Linked DNA regions of Homo sapiens: region 1 is linked to region 2. A link is an interaction called in ENCODE POLR2A ChIA-PET data of the cell type or tissue named here. Cell type or tissue: GM12878. All regions are shown on one strand. Links, peaks and the distances in the headings refer to the core of each region. The heading gives the core; the rest is flanking DNA. Region 1 overlaps GYS1 (glycogen synthase 1). Region 2 overlaps TULP2 (TUB like protein 2).

The links. Peaks named below come from ENCODE experiments on the same cell type or tissue, not always from the same donor. Only the 100,000 strongest peaks of a DNase experiment are listed, where the experiment ranks them.
Region 1: POLR2A ChIA-PET joins it to region 2 with 10 read pairs; 28 of 35 experiments call an interaction of 5 or more read pairs at or near these places.

What each region holds. Positions count from the first base shown.
Region 1 is chr19:48,982,004-48,990,003 of GRCh38, reverse strand. It overlaps GYS1 (glycogen synthase 1), which reads left to right. Exons shown (of 16, transcript NM_002103.5): 3 at 2,619-2,810; 4 at 3,969-4,154; 5 at 4,399-4,543; 6 at 7,167-7,284; 7 at 7,629-7,749. Among named protein-coding and RNA genes, the nearest start is that of GYS1, 7.3 kb to the left of the region's middle. RefSeq lists an enhancer at 1-239 and a silencer at 1,370-1,552. In GM12878, for the core only: no CTCF peak of the experiment used is centred there; no DNase peak of the experiment used is centred there.
Region 2 is chr19:48,877,278-48,893,108 of GRCh38, reverse strand. TULP2 (TUB like protein 2) reads left to right here. Exons shown (of 13, transcript NM_003323.3): 7 at 3,478-3,599; 8 at 4,848-5,159; 9 at 7,549-7,661; 10 at 9,063-9,177; 11 at 9,257-9,355; 12 at 10,906-11,077; 13 at 11,983-12,142. The coding sequence ends at 12,098. Among named protein-coding and RNA genes, the nearest start is that of PPP1R15A, 13 kb to the right of the region's middle. RefSeq lists enhancers at 4,657-5,551, 12,859-13,571 and cis regulatory regions at 14,012-14,624, 14,181-15,141. In GM12878, for the core only: no CTCF peak of the experiment used is centred there; no DNase peak of the experiment used is centred there; H3K4me3 peaks cover 812 bases; H3K27ac peaks cover 1,642 bases.

The DNA of each region.
Region 1 (8,000 bases), core at 1-8,000, 100 kb before region 2:
CCCCCAGCAAAAGGGCAGACAACAGCTGGGAGGGGGAGGGACCTCAGAGCGAGGCTCCAGGCAGCAAAAAGCCAGGTCGGCGAGGAGCGGGGCTGCTTCTCCACTGCTGTGGCAGCAGGCCCAGAACCAAAGCCATGGTCTCAGGGAGGAAAACAGCCAACTGGAGAAATGTGGCAGAGGCAGAAGTGAGACAGCAAGTCTTAGAAACACGGCAGTGGCTAGAAAAATGCAGCCCTGGGGCACGGACAGAGGATGGGCTATGTTAGAAATGTGTGGCGTGGCCGAGGGCGGTGGCTCATGCCTGGAATCCCAGCACTTTGGGAGGCCGAGGTGAGAGGATAGCTTGAGCCCAGGAGTTCCTGACCCACCTGGGCAACATGGCGAAACTCTGTCTCTACTAAAAATACAAAAAATTAGCCAGGCATGATGGTGCGTGCTCGTGATCCCAGTTACTCAGGAGGCTGAGGTGGGAGGATGGGATGTGGAGGCTGTAGTGAGCCATAATTTTTTTTTTTTTTTTTTCAGATAGAATCTCACTCTGTCGCTGAGTCTGGAGTGCAGTGGTACAATCTCGACTCACTGCAACCTCCGCCTCCCGCGTTCAAGCAATTCTCCTGCCTCGGCCTCCCAAGTAGCTGGGACCTCAGGCACATGCTGCCACGCCCGGCTAATTTTTTGTATTTTAGTAGAGACAGGGTTTCACCATGTTGCCCAGGCTGGTCTCAAACTCCTGAGCTCAGGCAATCCGCCCGCCTCGGCCCCCCAAAGAGCTAGGATTACAGGCGTGAGCCACCGCGCCCAGCCCAGTGAGCCATGATTGCACCACTGCACTCCAGCCTGGGTGACCGGAGTGAGACCCTGTCAAAAACAAAAACAAACAAAAAAAAATGGAAGAAAGAAAGAAAAAGGAGAGAGGGAGGGAAGGAGGGAGAGAGGGAAGGAAGGAAGGAAGGAAGCAAGGAAGGAAGGAAGGAGGCTGTGGACTACAAAATGGGCCTATGGATAGAGGAAAGAGGTCGCAGGTGACAGATATGTGATGAAAGGAACAGAAACAAGGCATCATGGGGAAGAAAAGTGGCAGCATGAACAGTAAGAGAATCATTACAGGCTGGGTGCAGTAGCTCACGCCTGTAATCCCAGCACTTTGGTAGGCTGAGGCCAGGAGTTTGAGACCAGCCTGGGCAACATGGTGAAACCCTGTCCTTACAAAAAAGTTAAAAATTAGCCGGGATGTGATACCTTGTGCCTGTGGTCCCAGCTACGTGGGAAGCTGCGGTGGAAGGATTGCTTGAGCCTGGGAGATCGAAGCTTCAGTGAACCGTAATTGCACCACTCCCTTCCAGGCTGGAGGACAGAGCAAGACCCCGTCTCTGAAAATAAAAAAGGGCCTGCTTTAGGTGGCTCACACTTCTAATCTCAACACTTTGGGAGGCTAAGCAAGAAAACTGCTTGAACGCAGGAGTTCACGATCAGCCTGGGCAACATAGTGAGACCCCATCTCCACAAAAAATTAAAAAATCAGCCTGGCATGGTGGCCCACGCCTGTAGGAGGTGAGGTGGGAGGATTGACTGAGCCAGGGAGGTTGAGGCTATAGTGAACCATGTTCACACCACTGCACTCCAGCCTGGGCAACAGAGCGAGACCCTGTCTGAAAACAAAAAAGAAGCATCCCGTGGAAGGAATTAGCATCAGAAAGAAAAGACAGTGGGAGATGCAGATGGTTGGTAAGAGAAATGTGGCAGCAAGTACAGAAACAAGGCAGCAGGTAGGGGAAATGATTTGCAGAGTGGCCAGACAGGGCAGTGGGGGCATAGACACAGGACATGTGACATATGTGGTTATAAGCAGAGAAAGGAGGCAGCGAGTGGGAGAAGGGTAGCAGTTACAGGAATTAAACAGGAGGCTGGGTGCGGTGGCTCACGCCTGTAATCCCAGCACTTTGGGACGCCGAGGCGGGCGGATCACAAGGTCGGGAAATGGAGATCATCCTGGCTAACACAGTGAAACCTCGTCTCTACTGAAAATACAAAAAAAAGTAGCCGGGCGTGGTGGCGGGCCGCTGTAGTCCCAGCTACTCGGGAGGCTGAGGCAGGAGAATGGTGTGAACCCAGGAGGCAGAGGTTGCAGTGAGCCGAGATCATGCCACGGCACTCCAGCCTGGGCAACAGAGCCAGACTCCGTCTCAAGAAAAAAAAAAAATTAGCCAGGTGTGGGAGCGGGTGCCTGTAATCCCAGCTACTTGGGAGGCTGAGGCAGGAGAATTGCTTGAACCCGGGAGACAGAGGTTGCAGTGAGCTGAGATCGCACCACTGCACTCCAGCCTGGGCCACAGAGTGAGACTCCATCTCAAAAAAAAGAAAGAAAGAAAGTAAGCAGGGGGCACGGAAAATATTGCAACAGAGATGGAAAAAATGTGTAGCAGGAATAAATCATGCAAATAGAGAAGTAAGGCTAAGGCAGCAGGTGAGAAATTAGCAGCAGATATGGAAACAGAAGATAAGAGAGCTGAGGCTTAAGTCTATAGACATCTGCCTGCAAATGGGAGAACCACGGATGAGTGAAGATATGAGGCTGAAGCCCAGAGCCTCCCTATGGTGCCTCCCCAACCCCATCCCAGGTGTATTTCGGGCGCTGGCTGATCGAGGGAGGCCCTCTGGTGGTGCTCCTGGACGTGGGTGCCTCAGCTTGGGCCCTGGAGCGCTGGAAGGGAGAGCTCTGGGATACCTGCAACATCGGAGTGCCGTGGTACGACCGCGAGGCCAACGACGCTGTCCTCTTTGGCTTTCTGACCACCTGGTTCCTGGGTGAGGTAGGCCCCGTCTGACACATTCCACCCATACCTGAAACTACAATGACCATCAGCCCCTGGGCCAGAGGATGGGCTTCTCCCTGGGCATTCTGGGAGTCATAGGGTCCTTTAATCCAAGGATTAGCTCTGGCCTTTGAGGACATGAACATCCAAGGGCCCAGGCTCTACTCTCGATGCCAACTTCATTTACTCTAGTCTTCCAAGCATAGGGATTCTTGGAATCAGCCTCAAAGTGAGGCTGGCGGGCTTGCCCGAGGAATTCTAGGAGTTGTAGTTCTCTAGTGTGATATTGCTGGACTCAGCTCTCAGATGCTGCCCTGGATGCTCATGAATCCCCAGCCTGACCTGGTTTTGACCCCCTTCTAGGTTTTAAGAGGCTCAAGAAGCTTAGTTTCCAGGCTGGGCACGGTGGCTCATGCCTGTAATCCCAGCACTTTGGGAGGCCGATGGGGGAAGATCACGTGAGGCCAGGAGTTCAAGATGGCCAAACCTCGTCTTTACTAAACATACAAAAAAATTAGCTGGGTGTGGTGGTGGGCACCTGTAATCCCAAATCCCAGCTACTTGGGAGGCTGAGACAGGAGAATTGCTTGAACCTGGGAGGCGGGAATTGCAGTGAGCTGAGATTGCATCACGGCACTCCAGCCTGGGCCACAGAGTGAGACACTGTCTCAAAAAAAAAAAGAAAAAGAAAAAAAAAAAAAGAAGCTTAATTTCTCATGCCCTGGGACAAATAATTGAGGAACTGGCTGCTCCTATGGCATTCTGGGAGTTGTAGTCCCTTTGCCAATGTTGGGTGCAGACAGCGTACCCTTGAGACAAGGGGTCTTTGGAAACTATGTCCAGGACCTGGGAACATGAAAACTTCAGTCTGTCCAATCTAACCCTGCCAGGACTTAGATGGTTGGCCAAAAAATCCTCAGTTCCTGTCAACCCCTGAGGAGGCAGTCACTTGAGCCCAGGAGTTCAAGACCAGCCTGGGCTGCCTCAGGGATTTACAGGTCCCTGTCCGGTTGGGATTGCTGCAGTGGGCCGCTGCCCACTCTGTGCAGTAGTGGTGACAGATTGACCTCTCCCCGAGTCCTTGTCCCTACTGGGGATTGCCGATTCTTTTCCCAACACTCGTGGAGACAGTGGCCCTGTCCCTGTTGCCCACAGTTCCTGGCACAGAGTGAGGAGAAGCCACATGTGGTTGCTCACTTCCATGAGTGGTTGGCAGGCGTTGGACTCTGCCTGTGTCGTGCCCGGCGACTGCCTGTAGCAACCATCTTCACCACCCATGCCACGCTGCTGGGGCGCTACCTGTGTGCCGGTGCCGTGGACTTCTACAACAACCTGGAGAACGTGAGCTGGGACCGTGGCAGATGGGGGACTGCGAGTATGCCAGGAAAACCCAAAGCTCTGGGGGGCCCAAGGGGATGGCACCCCCTCTTCTCCCAGGATCCAGGAGTCCAAGTCCCCAGACCCCTCCTACCTCAGACCCAGGAATCCAGCCCCCAGCACCAATTTCTCTTGGGACCCCAGTGTCTGGACCTCCAGAGTCTTCTCCCCAATCCTTCTAACCGGACTGCTGTCCCCTCCCACCCAGTTCAACGTGGACAAGGAAGCAGGGGAGAGGCAGATCTACCACCGATACTGCATGGAAAGGGCGGCAGCCCACTGCGCTCACGTCTTCACTACTGTGTCCCAGATCACCGCCATCGAGGCACAGCACTTGCTCAAGAGGAAACCAGGTAGGGGCTGGGCTGAAGTCCCCAGACGTGAATGAGGTAGGCAGCTGTCTATGCCAAAGCCAGTTGCTCCTCAGCCCAAGAAGCCCACTGTAAGTTGAAATAGCATAAACCGAAAACGTATTTCGGCTGGGCATGGTGGCTCACACCTGTAATCTCAGCACTTTGAGAGGCCAAGGCAGGAGAACCACTTGAGCCCGGGAATTTGAGACCAGCCTGGGCAACATGGCGAATCCCTGTCTAAAATATTCGCCAGACATGGTGTGTGCCTGTATCCCTAGCTACTCAGGAGGCTGAGGTGGGAGGATTGCTCGAGCCTAGGAGGTCAAGGGTGCAGTGAGCTGTGATCGTGCCATTGCATGATTTGGGTGGCCTGGAGAGACCCTGTCACAGCCTGGGTGACACAGTGAGACCCTGTCTCAAAAAATAAAAAAATGCATTTAATACACCTAACCTACTGAACATCATAGCTTAGGCTAGTATACCTTAAATGTGCCCAGAACACTTTATGTTAGCCTACGACTGGGCAAAATCATCCAATACAAATCTGTTTTATTTTATTTTTATTTATTTATTTATTTTTGAGACGGAGTCTCGCTCTGTCGCCCAGGCTGGAGTGCAGTGGCGCTATCTTGGCTCACTGTAAGCTCCGCCTCCCAGGTTCATGCCATTCTCCTGCCTCAGCCTCCCAAGTAGCTGGGACTATACGCGCCTGCCACCACGCCTGGCTAATTTTAATACAAACCTATTTTATAATAAAGTGTTGAATAGGCTGGGCGCAGTGGCTCACACCTGTAATCCCAACACTTTGGGAGGCCAAGGCGGGCAGATCACGAGGTCAGGAGATCGAGACCAGCCTGGCCAACATGGCGAAACTCCATCTCTACTAAAAATACAAAAATTAGCCGGGCGTGGTGGTGGGTGCCTGTAATCCCAGCTACTCGGGAGGCTGAGGCAGGAGAATCACTTGAACCCAGGAGGCGGAGGTTGCAGTGGGCCGAGATCACACCACTGCACTCCAGCCTGGACAACAGAGCGAGACTCCATCTCAAAAAATTAAAAAAAAAAAGTGTTGAATATCTCATCAAAATCCAAAATTGGACTCATGTGGATGTATGTAACTTTCACACCATCATAAGGTTGAAAAATCATAACTTGGCTGGGCACGGTGGCTTACACCTGTAATCCCAGCACTTTGGAAGGCTGAGGTGGGCAGATCACCTGAGGTCATGTGCTCAAGACCAGCCTGGCCAACATTGTGAGACCCCCTCTCTGCCAAAAATACAAAAATTAGGTGGGCATGGTGGCAGGCGCCTGTAATCCCAGCCACCCAGCTACTCGGGAGGCTGAGGCAGGAGAATCTCTTGAACCCAGGAGGCAGAGGTTGTCGTGAGCCAAGATTGTGCCATTGCACTCCAGCCTGGGCAACAAGAGCGAAACTCTGTCTCGAAAAGAAAAATCATAACTTGGACCATCCTAAGTCCTAAGCTGGGGACCATCAGTTACCATTTTTTTACCTAAAGAATAGAGAACTACAGCTCCCAGAAGGCTGTGGGGGTGGTGACCTGTATTTGAGGCTCTCTGACTATATACTCTGGAGGCTAATGGGAGGTATAATTTCTTTCATATTAATTTCAGATATGATAAAATTCTGTAATTGGCTAATGTAGATTGGTCTTATGAAAGGGAATGGAAGATCAGTGGACTTTGCTTTTGAGAAAGGTTAGGTCAGAACTGGGCATTCTTCCCAGCCCTTAGTATCCGTTCTCAGTGAGTATAAGGTGAGAACTACAACTCCCAGAAGGCCTTTGACTGGTTAGCTCTATATGTTCCAGAACTTTGCCCTAGGCGCTGATGGGGGTTGTAGTTTTTCGTTGATATACTTTAATTTCTATGAGGAGAAGAAATGATTGGGTCCCTGTAAGAAGCTTGGAAGTAGAGGATATATCCTAGGAGAAGCAGGACTTTGGGGATGTTTAATCATTTCCATCTCAGGGTGGGCTAAGAGGAAACAAAAGAAGTACAACTTTCCCAGAATCACCAGTGTGGATCAGATCCCTGTTAGCCATTTGCAGTAGCTGAGGAGACTTATACTTGTGCTTGTGAACCTAAGCAAGTAATATTAGGCAAGAAGGCATCTTGGAGTCAGGGTAGGTGTGTCACCAAGGGAACTGGCCAGGCATGGTGGCTCACACCTGTAATCCCAGCACTTTAGGAGGCCAGGGCAGGAAGACTGCTTGAAGCCAGGAGTTTGAGATCAGCTTGGGTAACATGACAAGACCCCATCACTACAAAAGTAAAATAAATAAATTAGCCGGGTGTGGTAGTGCACGCCTGTAGTGCCAGCTACTCGGGAGGCTGAGGAGGGAGGATTGCTTGAGCCCAGGAGGTCAGGGATGCAATGAGCTGTGATTGTGCCACTGCTCTCCAGCCTGAGCGACAGAGAGAAACCCTGTCTCCAAAAACAAACAAACAAACAAAAAAGGTGGGAGGGGGGACCTCATAGGAACGCTCTTGAAACAAAAAAATTGCAAAAGGCAAAGGGTGTTTTCTTCATTTATTCATTCAACCACAACATTGATCTGAATGAACAAATAAAACATGGGACCCTCACCCCCAATCCCAGATATTGTGACCCCCAATGGGCTGAATGTGAAGAAGTTTTCTGCCATGCATGAGTTCCAGAACCTCCATGCTCAGAGCAAGGCTCGAATCCAGGAGTTTGTGCGGGGCCATTTTTATGGGTACGTGGGGCATATACCTAGGTCTTAAGAGAGGAGGGCGTTGGGAGCCTAACCATCTAGGTCTGGGGGAGGGGGCAGCTGGGGGCCCAGACTCCTGGGTCTGAGGGAGGGGGCACCTGGGTATTCGGCCTCCTTAATTCTTGAGCGCTGGAACAATGGGCTCAGGATTAAAGGAAATCTCCATCTAAAGAGAAGAACTACAACTCCCAGGAGGCCCCGTGATGCCTCTGTATTACCTAAGACATCCTCTGCCCCCCCACCCATAGCTTCTGGGATTTGTAGTTTTGAGGCCAGGGCTAGCGGGTGAGGGCTTTGGGCTTTACCGTGCCTTGTGGGTTCTTTAGGCATCTGGACTTCAACTTGGACAAGACCTTATACTTCTTTATCGCCGGCCGCTATGAGTTCTCCAACAAGGGTGCTGACGTCTTCCTGGAGGCATTGGCTCGGCTCAACTATCTGCTCAGAGTGAGGCCTGGGCTATGAGGGGACAGGGAGGGCAAGCAAAGCAGTTTATAACTAGGGAGAACAGCCAGGCACAGTGGCTCACACCTGTAATCCCAACACTTTTGGAGGCCAAGGCGGGAGGATCACTTGAGCCCAGGAGATGGAGACCAGCCTGGGCAACATGGTGAAACCCCATCTCTACAAAAAATACAAAAATTAGCCAGGCATGGTGGCTCACACGTGTAGTCCCAGCTACTCGGGAGGGTGAACGG
Region 2 (15,831 bases), core at 3,189-11,188:
CGTGAGCTAATGCACCTGGCCTCTTTTGCTTTGAGATGGTGTGTCACTATGTTGCCTAGGCTGGTCTTGAACTCCTGGGCTCAAGTGATCCTCTCACCTTGGCTTCCCAAAGTGCTGGGATTACGGGTGTGAGCCACCGTGTGTCTTCATTCACCTCATTCACCTAATGATTTTTTTTTTTTTTGAGACGGAGTCTCACTCTGTCACCTAGGCTGTGTGGGGAAAAGAAAGAGAGATCAGATCGTTACTTTGTCTATGTAGAAAAAGGAAGACATAAGAAACTCCATTTTGATCTGTACTAAGAAAAACTGTTCTGCTGGCTGGGCGCGGTGGCTCACGCCTGTAATCCCAGCACTTTGGGAGGCCGAGGCGGGCGGATCACGAGGTCAGGAGATCGAGACCACAGTGAAACCCCACGTTTACTGAAAATACAAAAAATTAGCCGGTTGCGGTGGTGGGCGCCTGTAGTCCCAGCTATTCGGGAGGCTGAGGCAGTAAAACGGCGTGAACCCGGGAGGCAGAGCTTGCAGTGAGCTGAGATCGCGCCACTGCACTCCAGCCTGGGTGACAGAGCAAGACTCCGTCCCCCCCCCAAAAAAAAAAAGAAAAACTGTTCTGCTTTGAGATGCTGTTAATCTGCAACTCTTGTCCCAACCCTGTGCTCACAGAAACATGTGTTATATTGACTCAAGTTTTAAGGGATTTAGGGCTGGGCAGGATGTGCTTTGGTAAAAATGGTTTTGCAGGCAGTATGCTTTGTGAAAGTCATTGCCATTCTCCATTCTCTATTAACCAGAAACATAACACACTGTGGAAGGCTGCAGGGACCCCTGCCCAAGGAAGCCTGGGCATTGTCCAGGATTTCCCCGACTGAGACAGCCTGAGATATGGCCTCGTGGGAAGGGAAAGACCTGACGGTCCCCCAGCCCGACACCCGTAAAGGGTCTGTGCTGAGGAGGATTAGTGAGAGAGAAAGGCCTCCATGCGGTTAAGATAAGAAGGAGGCATCTGTCTCCTGCACGTCTCTGGAAATGGAATGACTCAGTGTAAAACCGACCATACATTCTATTCTGAGATAGGAGAAAACCACCTTATGGCTGGAGGCGAGACATCATGGCGGCAATACTGCTCTTTACTGCACTGGGATGTTTATGTAAAGTTAAACATAAATCCAGCCTATGTGCACATCCAGGCACAGCACCTTTCCTTAAACTTATTTATGACACAGAGTCTTTTGTTCACATGTTTTCCTGCTGACCCTCTCCCCACCATCACCCTATAGTCACACCAAATTCCCCTCACCAAGATAGTAAAGATAGTGATCAATAAATACTGAGGGAACTCAGAGATCAGCGCTGGTGCGGGTCCTCACTTGCGGAGCACTGGTCCCCTGGGCCCACTTTTCTTCCTCTATACTTTGTCTCTGTGTCTTCTTTCTTCTCTCAGCCGCTCGTCTCCACCTTGCGAGAAATACCCACGGGTGTGGAGGGGCAGGCCCCCTTCAGGCTGGAGCGCAGTGGCACGATCTCGGCTCACTGCAACCTCTGCCTGGCTGGGTTTAAGCGATTCTCCTGCCTCAGCCTCCTGAGTAGCTGGAACTGCAGGTGCACGCTGCCACGCCCTGCTAATTTTTGTATTTTTAGTAGAGACCGGTTTCACTATGTTGGCCAGGCTGATTTTGAACTACTGACCTCGTGATCCGCCCACCTCCGCCTCCCAAAGTGCTGGGATTACAGGCATGAGCCACCGCCCCTGGCCCACCTAACAAATTTTTTTTTTTTTTTTGAGACGGAGTCTCGCCCTGTTGCCCAGGCTGGAGTGCAGTGGCACAATCTCGGCTCACTGCAAGCTCCGCCTCCCGGGTTCACACCATTCTCCTGCCTCAGCCTCCCAAGTAGCTGGGACTACAGGCGCCGGCCACCACACCCGGCTAATTTTTTTTTTTTTTTTGTATTTTTAGTAGAGACGGGGTTTCACCATGTTTGCCAGGATGGTCTCGATCTCCTGACCTCGTGATCCGCCCGCCTCGGCCTCCCAAAGTGCTGGGATTACAGGCGTGAGCCACCGTGCCCGGCCATAAAATTTTAAGGTTCATCCGTGTGGTAGTATTATCAGTACTTCATTCCTTTTTATTCCCTTATAATATTCCATTGTGGTGACGTTTCCTTTTATTTTCATGAGATGGCCAATGATTTCAATGACAGAATTATTATCACCCCAAACTCCATCCCCCCATCTTCAGTCTCTGTGATGCTTTGTCTGAGATAAGGAAAAGGAAAGACCCTAACCCCTCCCTGTCCTTAGATCCAGGGTAATCAGAAACTCTGGCCCTTGTAGACTTCCGTGCACCTGGAGGAGGAGGAGGTTGTTGCAAGTGAGGGCGCTGAGTCATGAGTAGGGACTGAGAACCCAGGAGTTCTGGCCATCTCTGGCTAGCACTGATGATGGTGTCCCACACTCCTGGGATCCAGCTGTCCTGAGCTTAGTCCAGGCTTCTTTCATCCTTTAGGTGAAGGGGTGGGTTGCCCCTCCACACCTGTGGGTTCGTTAGGTGGAACGAGAGACTTGGAAAAGAAAAAGACACAGAGACAAAGTATAGAGAAAGAAATAAGGGGACCCAGGGAACCAGCGTTCAGCATATGGAGGATCCCGCCAGCCTCTGAGTTCCCTTAGTATTTATTGATCATTTGTGGGTGTTTCTCCGAGAGGGGGATGTGTCAGGGTCACAAGACAATAGTGGGGAGAGGGTCAGCAGACAAACACGTGAACAAAGGTCTTTGCATCATAGACAAGGTAAAGAATCAAGTGCTGTGCTTTTAGATATGCATACACATAAACATCTCAATGCTTTACAAAGCAGTATTGCTGCCCGCATGTCCCACCTCCAGCCCGAAGGCGGTTTTTCCCTATCTCAGTAGATGGAACGTACAATCGGGTTTTATACCGAGACATTCCATTGCCCAGGGACGGGCAGGAGACAGATGCCTTCCTCTTGTCTCAACTGCAAGAGGCATGCCTTCCTCTTATACTAATCCTCCTCAGCACAGACCCTTTACGGGTGTCGGGCTGGGGGACGGTCAGGTCTTTCCCTTCCCACGAGGCCATATTTCAGACTATCACATGGGGAGAAATCTTGGACAATACCTGGCTTTCCTAGGCAGAGGTCCCTGCGCCCTTCCGCGGTGTTTGTGTCCCTGGGTACTTGAGATTAGGGAGTGGTGATGACTCTTTAGGAGCATGCTGCCTTCAAGCATCTGTTTAACAAAGCACATCTTGCACCGCCCTTAATCCATTTAACCCTGAGTGGACACAGCACATGTTTCAGAGAGCACGGGGTTGGGGGTAAGGTTATAGATTAACAGCATCCCAAGGCAGAAGAATTTGTCTTAGTACAGAACAAAATGGAGTCTCCTATGTCTACTTCTTTCTACACAGACACAGTAACAATCTGATCTCTCTTGCTTTTCCCCACATTAGGGACCCGTGCAGAGGGTGAGAGTGACTCCCAGGATATGGGAGATGCACACAAGTCACCCAATATGGGACCAAACCCTGGAATGGATGGTGACTGTGTATATGAAAACTTGGCCTTCCAAAAGGTAGGAAAATGCACAATCACTCAGGATATTGGAAGAAGAGGGCTAGCCTCGGACCTCTGGTGAGGGTGGGGCTAAAATTCTGCCACCCAATCAGAAGCTCTTTTTCCTGGTGGTGATTAAGCTGGCAGAGACTTGTGTGTGTGCGTGCGTGCGTGCGTGCGTGCATGTGTGTGTGTGTACCATTCATCAAATCAGAGGATTTGACTTGACATGGACATGGCCATTAAAATACAGCTTATGGTATGGTGGCTCACGCCTGTAATCCCAGCACTTTGGGAGGCTGAGGTGGGCAGATCACTTGAGGTCAGGAGTTCGTGACCAGCCTGGCCAACGTGGTGAAACCCTGTCTCTAGTAAAATACAAAAATTAGCCAGGTGTGGTGGCGCACGCCAGTAATCCCAACTACTCAGGAGGCTGAGGCAGGAGAATCACTTGAACCTGGGAGGCGGAGGTTGCAGTGAGCTGAGATTGCACTCCAGCCCGGGAGACAGAGTGAGACTGTCCAAAAAAAAAAAAAAATAGGTGCAGCCATGGAAAGACAGCGAGCTTCAGAAAGGGCAGAACACTGATCGAAAAGGGCCAGTTGCAGGCCAGGAACGGTGACTCACGCCTGTAATCCCAGCACTTTGGAAGGCCGAGGCAGGCAGATCACCTGAGGTCAGGAGTTCCAGACCAGCTTGGCCAACTTGGTGAAGCCCCGTCTCTACTAAAAATACAAAAATTAGCTGGGCGTGGTGGCGAAAGCCTGTAATCCTAGCTACTTGGGAGGCTGAGGCAGGAGAATTGCTTGAACCTGGGAGGCAGAGGTTGCAGTGAACCGAGATCGAGTCACTGCACTCCAGCCTGGGCGACAGAGCGAAACTCTGTCTTAAAAAATAAAAGAAAAGGGCCAACTGGCACTCACTTTGGTGTTGGTGAAAGTGCAGTAGATGGTTTCTCTTGAGGGTAGATCTGGGCTGTATTATGTTATCTAGATCAAACTAACAGCCATTTTAACGGAATGGGCCTTGCTTTCAGAAAGGAATTTTCCAATCAGCAGGTGGAATGCGTGTGGCTGCAGAGGAAAGCGAATAGACTGGCCAGTCAACAGAGGAGGGCGTGACTGGGTGGACTGAATGAGATTTTTGACCAATAAGCAGAAAATGTGGATGGGCAAGGGCGGGACCCTAGGGCTGGGATGGTCAATCAGTAGTAAGCAAGGCTGGGCCGGTGGTTGTCCCTCGACTTTAAATTTGGTGCCTGGGCTAGGAAGAAGACTTGGAAAAGAAGAGAGAGGCCTCTGAGTCTACAGGGACGAACTCCTCAGCAGCACACAACGAAGAGTTGTCCAAGGCCCTGAAAGGCGAGGGTGGCACGGACAGCGACCATATGAGGCACGAAGCCTCCTTGGCAATCCGCTCCCCCTGCCCTGGGCTGGAGGAGGACATGGAAGCCTACGTGCTGCGGCCAGCGCTCCCGGGCACCATGATGCAGTGCTACCTCACCCGTGACAAGCACGGCGTGGACAAGGGCTTGTTCCCCCTCTACTACCTCTACCTGGAGACCTCTGACAGCCTGCAGGTGCAGTAAGCCAGCCCAACAGCTTTGGGAGTAAGCCCCCACCTCCCAGGCAAAATCCCACTCCTTTCTGAGCTAGGTCAAGACCAGCCTGGGGCTGGGCACAGTGGCTCACGCCTATAATCCCAGCACTTTGGGAGGCTGAAGCGGGTGGATCACCTGAGGTCCGGAGTTCAAGACCAGCCTGACCAATATGGTGAAACCCCGTCTCCACTAAAAATACAAAAATTAGCCGGGAGTGGTGGCAGGCGCCTGTAGTCCCAGCTACTCAGGAGGCTGAGACAGGAGAATCGCTTGAACCTGGGAAGCGGAGGTTGCAGTGAGCCGAGATTGCATCACTGCACTCCAGCCTAGGCGACAGAGGAAGACTCCATCTCAAAAAACAAAAAACCAACCAACAAACACAAAAAAGACCAGCCTGAACAACATGGCAAAACCCCGTCTTTACAAAAAATACAAAATTGGTTGGGCATGGTGGTATGTGCCTGTAGTCCAAGCTACTCGGGAGGCTGAGGTGAGAGGATTGCTTGAGCCTGGGAGTTCAAGGCTGCAGTGAGATGTGATCACGCTACTGCACTCCAGCCTGGGCGACAGAGTTAGACTCTGCATAAAAAAAAAAAAAAAAAAAAAAAAAAAAAAAAGGGCTGGGCGCGGTGGCTCACACTTGTAATCCTAGCACTTTGGGAGGCCGAGGCGTGCAGATCACAAGGTCAGGAGTTCGAGACCAGCCTGGCCAACAAGGCGAAACATCGTCTCTACTAAAAAATACAAAAGTTAGCCAGGCGTGGTTGTGGGCGCCTGTAATCCCAGCTACTCAGGAGGCTGAGGCAGGAGAATGCTTGAAACTCGAAGGCGGAGGTTGCAATGAGCTGAGATCTCACACCACTGCACTCCAGCCTGGGTGAAAGAGCGAAACTCCATCTCAAAAAAAAAAAAAAAAGGCCGGGCACGGTGGTTCACGCTTGTAATCTCAGCATTTTGGAGGCCAAGGCAGGTGGATCATTTGAGCTGACAAGTTCCAGATCAGCTTGGGCAGCAAGGTGGAACCCTGTCTCTACAAAAAAAAAAAAAAAATTAGCCAGGCCTGGTGGTGCCCACCTGTAGTCCCAGCTACTTGGGAGGCTGAGGCTGAGGGAAAATGGCTTGAGTCCAGGAGGTGGAGATCTTGTGTCAAAAAAAAAAAAATAGTCTGGACCCTCCCTCACTGAGCCTTTCTTGCTATAAGCTATCAGGCCTCACTCAATCCTGAGATAAATCCTGCCCCCAGCAACCAGGTCCCTCCCCTGGTTTGTCTTTCCAGATCCAAGCCCCACTTCTCTCAATCTAGTCTTTCTGGCCTTTACCCTGCAAGTATGGTCTCCTCTCCTCGGGGTATCCTCTCTCCCCCTAGAAAGAGGTTTTTTGCCCTACTCAGAGCCAACCAAACCCATTTTTCTTGGTGAAACGCCTACCAAAGTCCTGCTGCAATATTGCAAGTGAGGGTGCTCCCCATTCTCCAAAGCCAGACCCTTCCTGGGCTAAGCTTCAACTCTGGACCCATAGGCAGAAGGAATGAGGAGGAGATATTAAGATAGGAAGCTTCCATTCAGGACCCAGCTGATGGCTTCCCTCAGTGAGAACCACATTTCCCAGTAAGTCTTTTTTTTTTTTTTTTGAGACGTAGTCTTGCTCTGTCGCCCAGTGCAGTGGCGCGATCTCGGCTCACTGCAAGCTCCGCCTCCCAGGTTCACGCTATTCTCCTGTCTCAGCCTTCTGAGTAGCTGGGACTACAGGCGCCCGCCACCACGCCTGGCTAATTTTTTGTATTTTTAGTAGAGACGGGGTTTCACCGTGTTAGCCAGGATGGTCTCAATCTCCTTACCTCGTGATCTGCCCGCCTGGGCCTCCCAAAGTGCTGGGATTACAGGCATGAGCCACTGTGCCCGGCCTCCCAGTAAGTCTTGAGAAGCTTGTTGTGCCATCACTGGCTCCTCTATCATGGGACATGACGTTTCCTTGTCTTTGGACCCCTGGCTCTAACCAGCTTCCAGAAGTCCATTTTTCTTTCATTATTTTTTATTTTTGTTTTGAGATGGAGTCTCAGTCTATTGCCCAGGCTGGAGTGCAGTGGTGCGATCTCAGCTCACTGCAACCTCTGCCCCCTGGGTTCAAGCAATTCTCCTGCCTTAGCCTCCCTACTAGCTGGGACTATAGGCACGCACTACCACGCCTGGCTAATTTTTTTTATTTTTAGTAGAGACGGGGTTTCACCATGTTGGCCAGGCTGGTCTCGAACTCCTGTCCTCAAGTGATCTGCCCGCCGCAGCCTCCCAAAGTGCAGGGATTACAGGCATGAGCCACCACACCCAGCATCCAGAAGTCCATTCTAATGGACTGTTCCTCTCATCCATAGCGCTTCCTCCTGGCTGGGCGAAAGAGAAGAAGGAGCAAAACTTCTAATTACCTCATCTCCCTGGATCCTACACACCTATCTCGGGACGGGGACAATTTCGTGGGCAAAGTCAGGTGGGTAGAGCTCTGACATGTGGTGAGGAGCAGGTAGCAGGGAGCTTAGGGACAGGGGGACTCCATTTCCCAGCAGGCCACAGAGCATACCTTCCACCTGCTCAGGGACCAGAAGAACTGAAGGGTTTGGAACGTAGGCTGGCATTTAAGGCATTTGACTCCTTGACAGGCAAGGGACTGGGATTCCTAACTTTCTGTGGGAAAAGAGGCCTGGAATGTGTGAATTATTGCATCCAAAAAGGTAGAGGGAGTGGCGAGGTGGCTCACGCCTATAATCTCAGCACTTTGGGAGGCAGAGGCGGGAGGATCACTTGAGGTCAGGAGCTTGAGACCAGCCTGGCCAACATGGTGAAACCCCGTCTCTACCAAAAATACAAAAATTAGCCAGGCATAGTGGCGTGAACCTGTAATCCCAGCTACTTGGGAGGCTGATGCAGGAGAATCACTTGATCCCAGGAGGCAGAGGTCTTGGTAAGCTAAGATTGAGCCACTGCACTCCAGCTTGGGCAACAGAAAAAAAAAAAAAAAAAAAAAAAAAAGAGGGTTCCTAAAGGGCCCTTTAAATAAAATAGGGAGGCTACATAAAGTACATGGCTCACCCAAGAAATGAGGGGGCCTGGGACCATGGATGCTGGAAACATGGTTGTTTCATTTATTTAATTATTATTATTATTATTGAGACAGAGTTTCACTTTTGTTGCCCAGGCTGGAGTGCGATGGCGTAATCTCGGCTCACTACAACCTCCGCCTCCCAGGTTCAAGCAATTCTCCTGCCTCAGCCTCCTGAGTAGCTGGGATTACAGGCATGCACCACCACGCCTGGCTAATTTTGTATTTTTAGTAGAGACGGGGTTTCTCCATGTCTGTCAGGCTGGTCTTGAACTCCCAACCACAGATGATCCACCCGCCTTGGCCTCCCAAAGTGCTGGGATTACAGGTGTGAGCCACCGTACCCGGCCTCATTTATTTAATTATTTATTTTTATTTATTTATATATTTATTTAGAGACAGGGTTTCATTCTGTCACCCAGGCTGGAGTGCAGTGGCAAGATCACGGCTCATTGGAGGCTTGACCTCTGGGGCTCAGGTGATCCTCCCACCTCAGCCTCTTGAGAGCTGGGACCATAGACACAAACTGCCACGCCCAACTAATTTTTCTATTTTTTGTAGAGAAGGAGTTTTGCCATTTTGCCCAGGCTCAAGCTATCCTCCTGCCTCTGCCTCCTGAAGTGCTGGGATTACAGGTGTGAGCCCCTGTGCCCAGCCAGGAACATGATTCTTAGACATTCGGACATAGTCTTAGACATAGGGGATTGATGGGAAGAGTCGATGCGATGAGTGACACTTACTCAAAGAGTAACACTTAGTATTTTTATTCTATCCATTCCCTTCCTGGAGCAGATCCAATGTCTTCAGCACCAAGTTCACCATCTTTGACAATGGGGTGAATCCTGACCGGGAGCATTTAACCAGGAATACTGCCCGGATCAGACAGGAGCTGGGGGCTGTGTGTTATGTGAGTGTCCTGGGGATGAGAGAATGGGGTAGGATAGTCAGAAGAAGGAACCAGGCCAACTGGAATGTAATACCCCCAGGAGCCCAACGTCTTAGGATACCTGGGGCCTCGGAAAATGACTGTGATTCTCCCAGGAACCAACAGCCAGAACCAGCGAATCAATGTCCAGCCACTAAATGTGAGTCCCTGACATCAGGAATCTCTGGGTCAATGGAGAAGGGGCTGGGGCCGGTCCTCCTAGATCCCAGAGGAGGAAGAAGAAGAGGAGGAAGAGGAGGCCAGTGGGTTGCAGGTGTCACATGAAGCCTGAAGGACTTTGTTAGCCTTCCATGTCTCAGGGAGTAAAAGACTAGAGACTCAAAACATTTGCATCTGGAGAAAAAAGGTTTGATGGTAGGTTAACAAACTTACCAAAAAGGGGTCTGATCCAGACTCCAAGAGAGGGTTCTTGGATCTCAGGCAAGAAAGAATTTGGGGCCAGTCCGTAGAGTCAAGTGAAAGCAAGTTTATTAGAGAAGAAATAAAAGAATGGCTACTCCATAGGCAAAGCAGCCTTGAGGCCAGCTGGTTGGCTATTTTTATGGTTATTTCTTGATTATATGCTAAACGAGGTGGATTATTCATTAATTTTCTGGGAAAGGGGTGGGCAATTCCCAGAACTGAGGGTTCCTGCTTCTTTTAGACTCTCTCTTTCTTTCTTTTTTTTTTTTTTTGAGACAGAGTCTTGCTCTGTCGCCCAGGCTGGAGTGCAGTGGCGCGATCTCGGCTCACTGCAAGCTCGACCTCCCCGGCTCACGCCATTCTCCTGCCTCAGCCTCCTGAGTAGCTGGGACTACAGGCGCCCGCTACCATGCCCGTCTAATTTTTTATATTTTTAGTAGAGCCGGGGTTTCACTGTGTTAGTCAGGATGGTCTCGATCTCCTGACCTCGTGATTCACCCGCCTCGGCCTCCCAAAGTGCTGGGATTACAGGCGTGAGCCACCGTGCCCGGCAGTAACCTCTCTTACAAGCAAAATTTATTCAAAGACCTGTGCTAACATTCTTAAATATCTGTTAGCCATAATAAAGAAATCAGTGTACTTTACGTTTTTAGCTCCCACAATTTACCCTAAATATTTGCCCTGGCATGCTTGTACCGGTCCAAGCAAGCATTAGGTCATAGCCTGTTCCTCTTCCTTATTTGAAGGTGTTTTTACCTTTCTCAACATTCCACAAGTTACTTCCTCCTTACTTTGTATTCTTCTGCTTTTCCCTCTTTTAAAAAGTTCTAAGTTGCTAGCCAATTGGGACAAATACAGAACGTGAGGTCCCGTTCCAGCCAATGGAAACCCTACACGGCAGTAGGGTGGATGCGCCAGGTTATAAATGACCCTGTCTCCTTTGTTCAGTGTACTCTCATGGCAAAACTCCTGGTGAGTGTACCCTTTCTGCAGAAAGTTAAAAAATGGCCTTGCTGAGGAAATTAAATTTATGCTCAAGTGCTATTTCTTTACTGCACCGGGGAACAAGCATTTCTAACATTGTGATACCAGTCCTGTCAAACTCCTGTCTCATCCTGTGACTAAGAATGCCTAACCTCCTGGGAACGCAGCCCAGCAGGTCTCATCCTCATTTTACCCAGCCCCTGTTCAAGATGGAGTCGCCCCTGTTCAAGATGGAGTCGCCCCTGTTCAAGATGGAGTTTCGAAAGCCTCTGAGAAAACCACAGCCCCTTCTTTACCTTCTAGGAACAGGAGTCGCTACTGAGTCGTTACCAACGTGGGGACAAACAAGGGTTGCTTTTGTTGCACAACAAAACCCCGTCGTGGGACAAGGAGAACGGTGTCTACACGCTCAATTTCCATGGTCGAGTCACTCGGGCTTCGGTGAAGAACTTCCAAATCGTGGATCCCAAACACCGTGAGCTCCTGGAAACCAGTTTAGCCGGGCCAGGTGGGGTGGGGGTTAGGGTGTGAACGGAAGGGAACTACATCTCCCATCATCACTTGAGCGTTTTTCTAGGCAGGGCAGATGCCACCCTATTGCAAAGCCTATTGGGAATTGTAGTTTACACACCCTCAGGGTTTCTGGCTTAGTAAGGGCACCGCTCAGCCTCTTAAAAGTCTCCATTCTCGGCCTGGCGCGGTAGCTCCCGCTTATAATCCTAGCACTTTGGGAGACCGAGGTGGGTGGATCATCTGAGGTCAGGAGTTCAAGAACAGCCTGGCCAACATGGTGAAACCCTGTCTCTACTAAAAATACAAAAATTAGGCCGGGCACTGTGGCTCACACCTGTAATCCCAGCACTTTGGGAGGCCGAGGCGGGCGGATACGAGGTCAGGAGATTGAGACCATCCTGACTAACACGGTGAAACCCCGTCTCTACTAAAAACACAGAAAAAATTAGCTGGGTGTAGTGGTGGTCACCTGTAGTCCCAGCTAATCAGGAGGCTGAGGCAGGAGAATGGTGTGAACCCGGGAGGCGGAGCTTGCAGTGAGCCGAGATCGCGCCACTGCTCTCCAGCCTGGGCAACAGAGCGAGACTCCATCTCAAAAAAAAAAAAAAAAAAAAAAATTAGCCGGACGTGGTGGCACATGCCTGTAATCCTAGCTACTTGGGAGGCTGAGGCAGAAGAACTGCTTGAACCTGGGAGGTGGAGGTTGCAGTGAGCCAAGATCAGGTCACTGCACTCCAGCCTGGGCGACAGAGCAAGACTCTGTCTCAAAAAAAAAAAAAAAAGAAAAAAAAAAAAAAAAAGTCTCAGTTCTCGAAGCTGGGAGATGAGAGAGTCAGGCTAAGGCTTTGTTCCTGATTCACTTCTCAGAAGAACATCTGGTGCTCCAGTTCGGCCGAGTGGGCCCAGACACATTCACCATGGACTTCTGCTTTCCATTTAGCCCGCTCCAGGCCTTCAGCATCTGCTTGTCCAGTTTCAATTAGAAGCTGGCTGTTGAATAACTCAATAAAATACCATACCCTTGCCAGCTTCTGTGCCTCCTCATTTGGAGGAAGGGCCCCGACATGCCTTCTTTTGCACCACCTTAATAACCAACACTGACCGGGCAAGGTGGCTCACGCCTGTAATCCCAACACTTTGGCAGGCTGAAGCTGGTGCATCACCTGAAGTCAGGAGATCGAGACCAGCCTGGCCAACATGTGAAACCCCGTCTCTACTAAAAGTACAAAAATTAGCTGGGCGTGGTGGCAGGCACCTGTAATCCCAGCTATTCAGGAGACTGAGGCAGAAGAAACACTTGAATCTGGGAGGCGGAGGCTGCAGTGAGCTGAGATAGCTCCACTTCACTCCAGCTAGACTCTGTCTCAAAAAAAAAAAAAAAAAAAAAATGCCGGGCGCGGTGGCTCACACCTGGAATCCCAACACTTTAGGAGGTCGAGGCGGAAGGATCACTTGAGGTCAGGAGTTCGAGACCAGCCTCGCCGATATGGCAAACCCCGTCTCTACTAAAAATACAAAAATTAGCTGGGCATGGTGGCGCATGCCTGTAATCCCAGCTACTCCGGTGGCCGAGGCACGAGAATTGCTTGAATCTGGGAAGCGGAGGTTGCAGTGACCCGATCGTGCCACTGCACTCCAGCCTGGGCAACAGAATGCGACTCTATCCCCCCACCAAAAAAAGGAATTTTCACACTACATCTGAAGAATCAGGAGCAACTAGCTGAGCAAGAGGCCTCAGGGTTGGGATCCTCAGGCAGCAGGTAGCACTCATACAAAGGTTTTTAATTAGGTGGAATTAGGCTTGGTTGCCTTGGGGAAATGAAAGGATTATATGGCAGGAGTGGGGGTCTCAAACTCCTGACCTCGAGTTAGAGATCAGCCTGACCAACAAGGTGAAACCCCGTCTCTACTAAAAATACAAAAATTAGCCCTGTGTGGTGGCGGGCCCCTATAATCCCAACTATTCAGGAGACTGAGGCAGGAGAATCACTTGAACTCGGGAGGCGGAGGTTGCAGGGAGCCAAGATCCTGCCATTGCACTCCAGCCTGGGCGACAGAGCAAGACTCTGCCTCAAAATAAACAAACAAAACAAACAAACAAACAAAAACCTGACCTCAAGTGATCCATCTACCTCGGCCACCCAAAGTGCTAGGATTTCTAGTTTAACTAAGCTGCTTTTGTAAAGCTAATGAAAGGCCATTAGGTTAGGAGGATGAGAGGAGCCTGCATTCTGTGAAGGTCTAGAGGTAGATTAATACAAAAATTAGCCCTGCGTGGTAGCGCACGCATATAATCCCAGGTACTAGGGAGGCCGAGGCAGGAGAATTGCTTGAACCCAGGGGGTTGTAGTGAGCCGAGATCACGCCACTGCACTCCAGCCTGGGTGACACAGAGAGACTCGGTCTCAAAAAAAAAAAAAAAAATTAAAAATTAGAGGTAGAGGTGGGCATAGTGGCTCATGCCCATAATCCCAGCATTTTGGGAGACTGAGGTGGGCGGATCATGAGGTCAGGAGTCTCAAACTCCTGACCACCAACATGGTGAAACTCCTTCTCTACTAAAAATACAAAACTTAGCTGGGCGTGATGGCTCACGCCTGTAATCCCAACTGCTCAGGAGGCTGAGGCAGGAGAATCGCTTGAACCCAGGAGGCGGAGGTTGCTGGTGTGCTGAGATCGTGCCATTGCACTCCAGCCTGTGTAACAAGAGTGAAACTCCATAAAAAAAAAAAAAATTAGCTGGAAGTGGTGGCGCACACCTGTAGTCCCAGCTTCTTGGGAGGCTGATCCAGGAGAATTGTTTTAACCTGGGAAGTGGAGGTTGCAGTGAGCCGAGAGCCCACCACTGCACCCCAGCCTGGGCAGCAGAGTGAGACTCCGTATCAGGAAAAAAAAAAAAAAAAAAAAAAGAATAACGGTATATAGAATAATTACCGTATTATAGCATTTATTTCATGAGCATTGTTTTAACTCCTTTGGGGCCTTACAATCCCATAAGATATGTACAATTGTTAGTCAGCTTACAGATAAGGAAACTAGGCCTATGGACACAGGGCTTATAAATGTAAAATCAGGCTGCAACAGCAATCATACAGGGTGGTTGCAGGAGATTAGAAAATTCCAGGCAGCAGTTTCACAAGACCAGACCAGCAACAGGAAACTTGAAATAGCTACAGAAGCTATGGGCTGATAAGATCCTGAAAAACCAGGGCGTGGGCCAAGTAGGCTAAGTCCGACTAGACCCAATATGGCACTGGGTCTGACCTCGGTTTCACGTAGGACCTCATTATATGTTCATCAACACAGTCACACACCCACCAGCATCATGACGGTCCCAGGAACACCCATATTTGGTGTAAAGATGGGTGGCACCACAGTTCTGAGAAATCTCCATCTTTTTCCAGGAATGCTCATGAGTATTTTACCCCTTGGTTAAAAAAATCCAAAAAGGGCCAGCGTGGTGGCTCACGTCTGTAATCCCAGCACTTTGAGAGGCTGAGGCAGGTGGATCACTTGAGGTCAGGACTTTGAGACCAGCCTGGCCAACATGGAGAAACCCTGTCTCTACTAAAAATACAAAAAATTAGCCAGGTGTGGTGGCGCCTGCAGTCCCAGCTGCTTGGGAAGCTAAGGTAGGAGAATTGTTTGAACCCAGGAGGTGGAGGTTGCAGTGAGCTGAGATCGTGTCACTACACTCCAGCCTGGGCTGGACAGAACAAGACTCCATCTTTAAAAAACAAACAAACAAACAAAAAACCCATAACGGTAGCAGCCTCAACCCCCCTTGCACGTGATTCTCTCGAGTCCCCTTTCATGAGTGTGGACTTTCCCCTTTGCAATAAATCCTGTATTTTCACTCTTTTCCAACTCGTCCTTGAATTCATTTTCATGACTGTGTCAAGAGCCTGAACACTGGCTGAGGGGGAGGTCCCACCCGGGCTTGGGGACCTCGATACCCACTGGTATCAAAGCAACGGAGGAGAATGTAAAGGCCTGTAGAGATTGAGCCTTAATGGTCCAGCAAGGCACAGACAATTCTGCCTCCTTTTAGGGATCCGTGACTCAATTCTCCAGCTCCCTTGGGGGGGTGGTGATAATTGTCCCAAGTTTAATACAATTTAGGCAGATGTCAAAGAAAAACTACAGGCCGGGTCTGGGTGCGGTGGCTCACGCCTGTAATCCCAGCACTTTGGGAGGCCAAGGCGGGTGGATCATGAGGTCAGGAGTTCGAGACCAGCCTGATCAACGTAGTGAAACCCCGTCTCTACTAAAAATACAAAAATTAGCCAGGCATGGTGGAGTGTGCCTGTAATCCCAGCTACTCAGGAGACTAAGACAGGAGAATCGCTTGAACCCAGGAGGCGGAGGTTGCAGTAAGCAGAGATCGTGCCACCGCATTCCAGCCTGGGTGACACAGCGAGACTCCATCTCAAACAAACAAACAAAAATACATAGGCCGGGTGCATTGGCTCACGCCTGTTATCTCAGCATTTTGGGAGGCCAAGGCAGGTGGATCACAAGGTCAGGAGTTTGAGACCAGCCTGGCCAACATAGTGAAACCCTGTCTCTACTAAAAATACAAAAATTAGCCAGGCGTGGTGGCGCACACCTCTAGTCCCAGCTACTCGGGAGGCTGAAGCAGGAGAATCACTTGAACCTGGGAGGCAGAGGTTGTGGTGAGCTGAGATTGCACCACTGCACTTCAGCCTGGGCAAC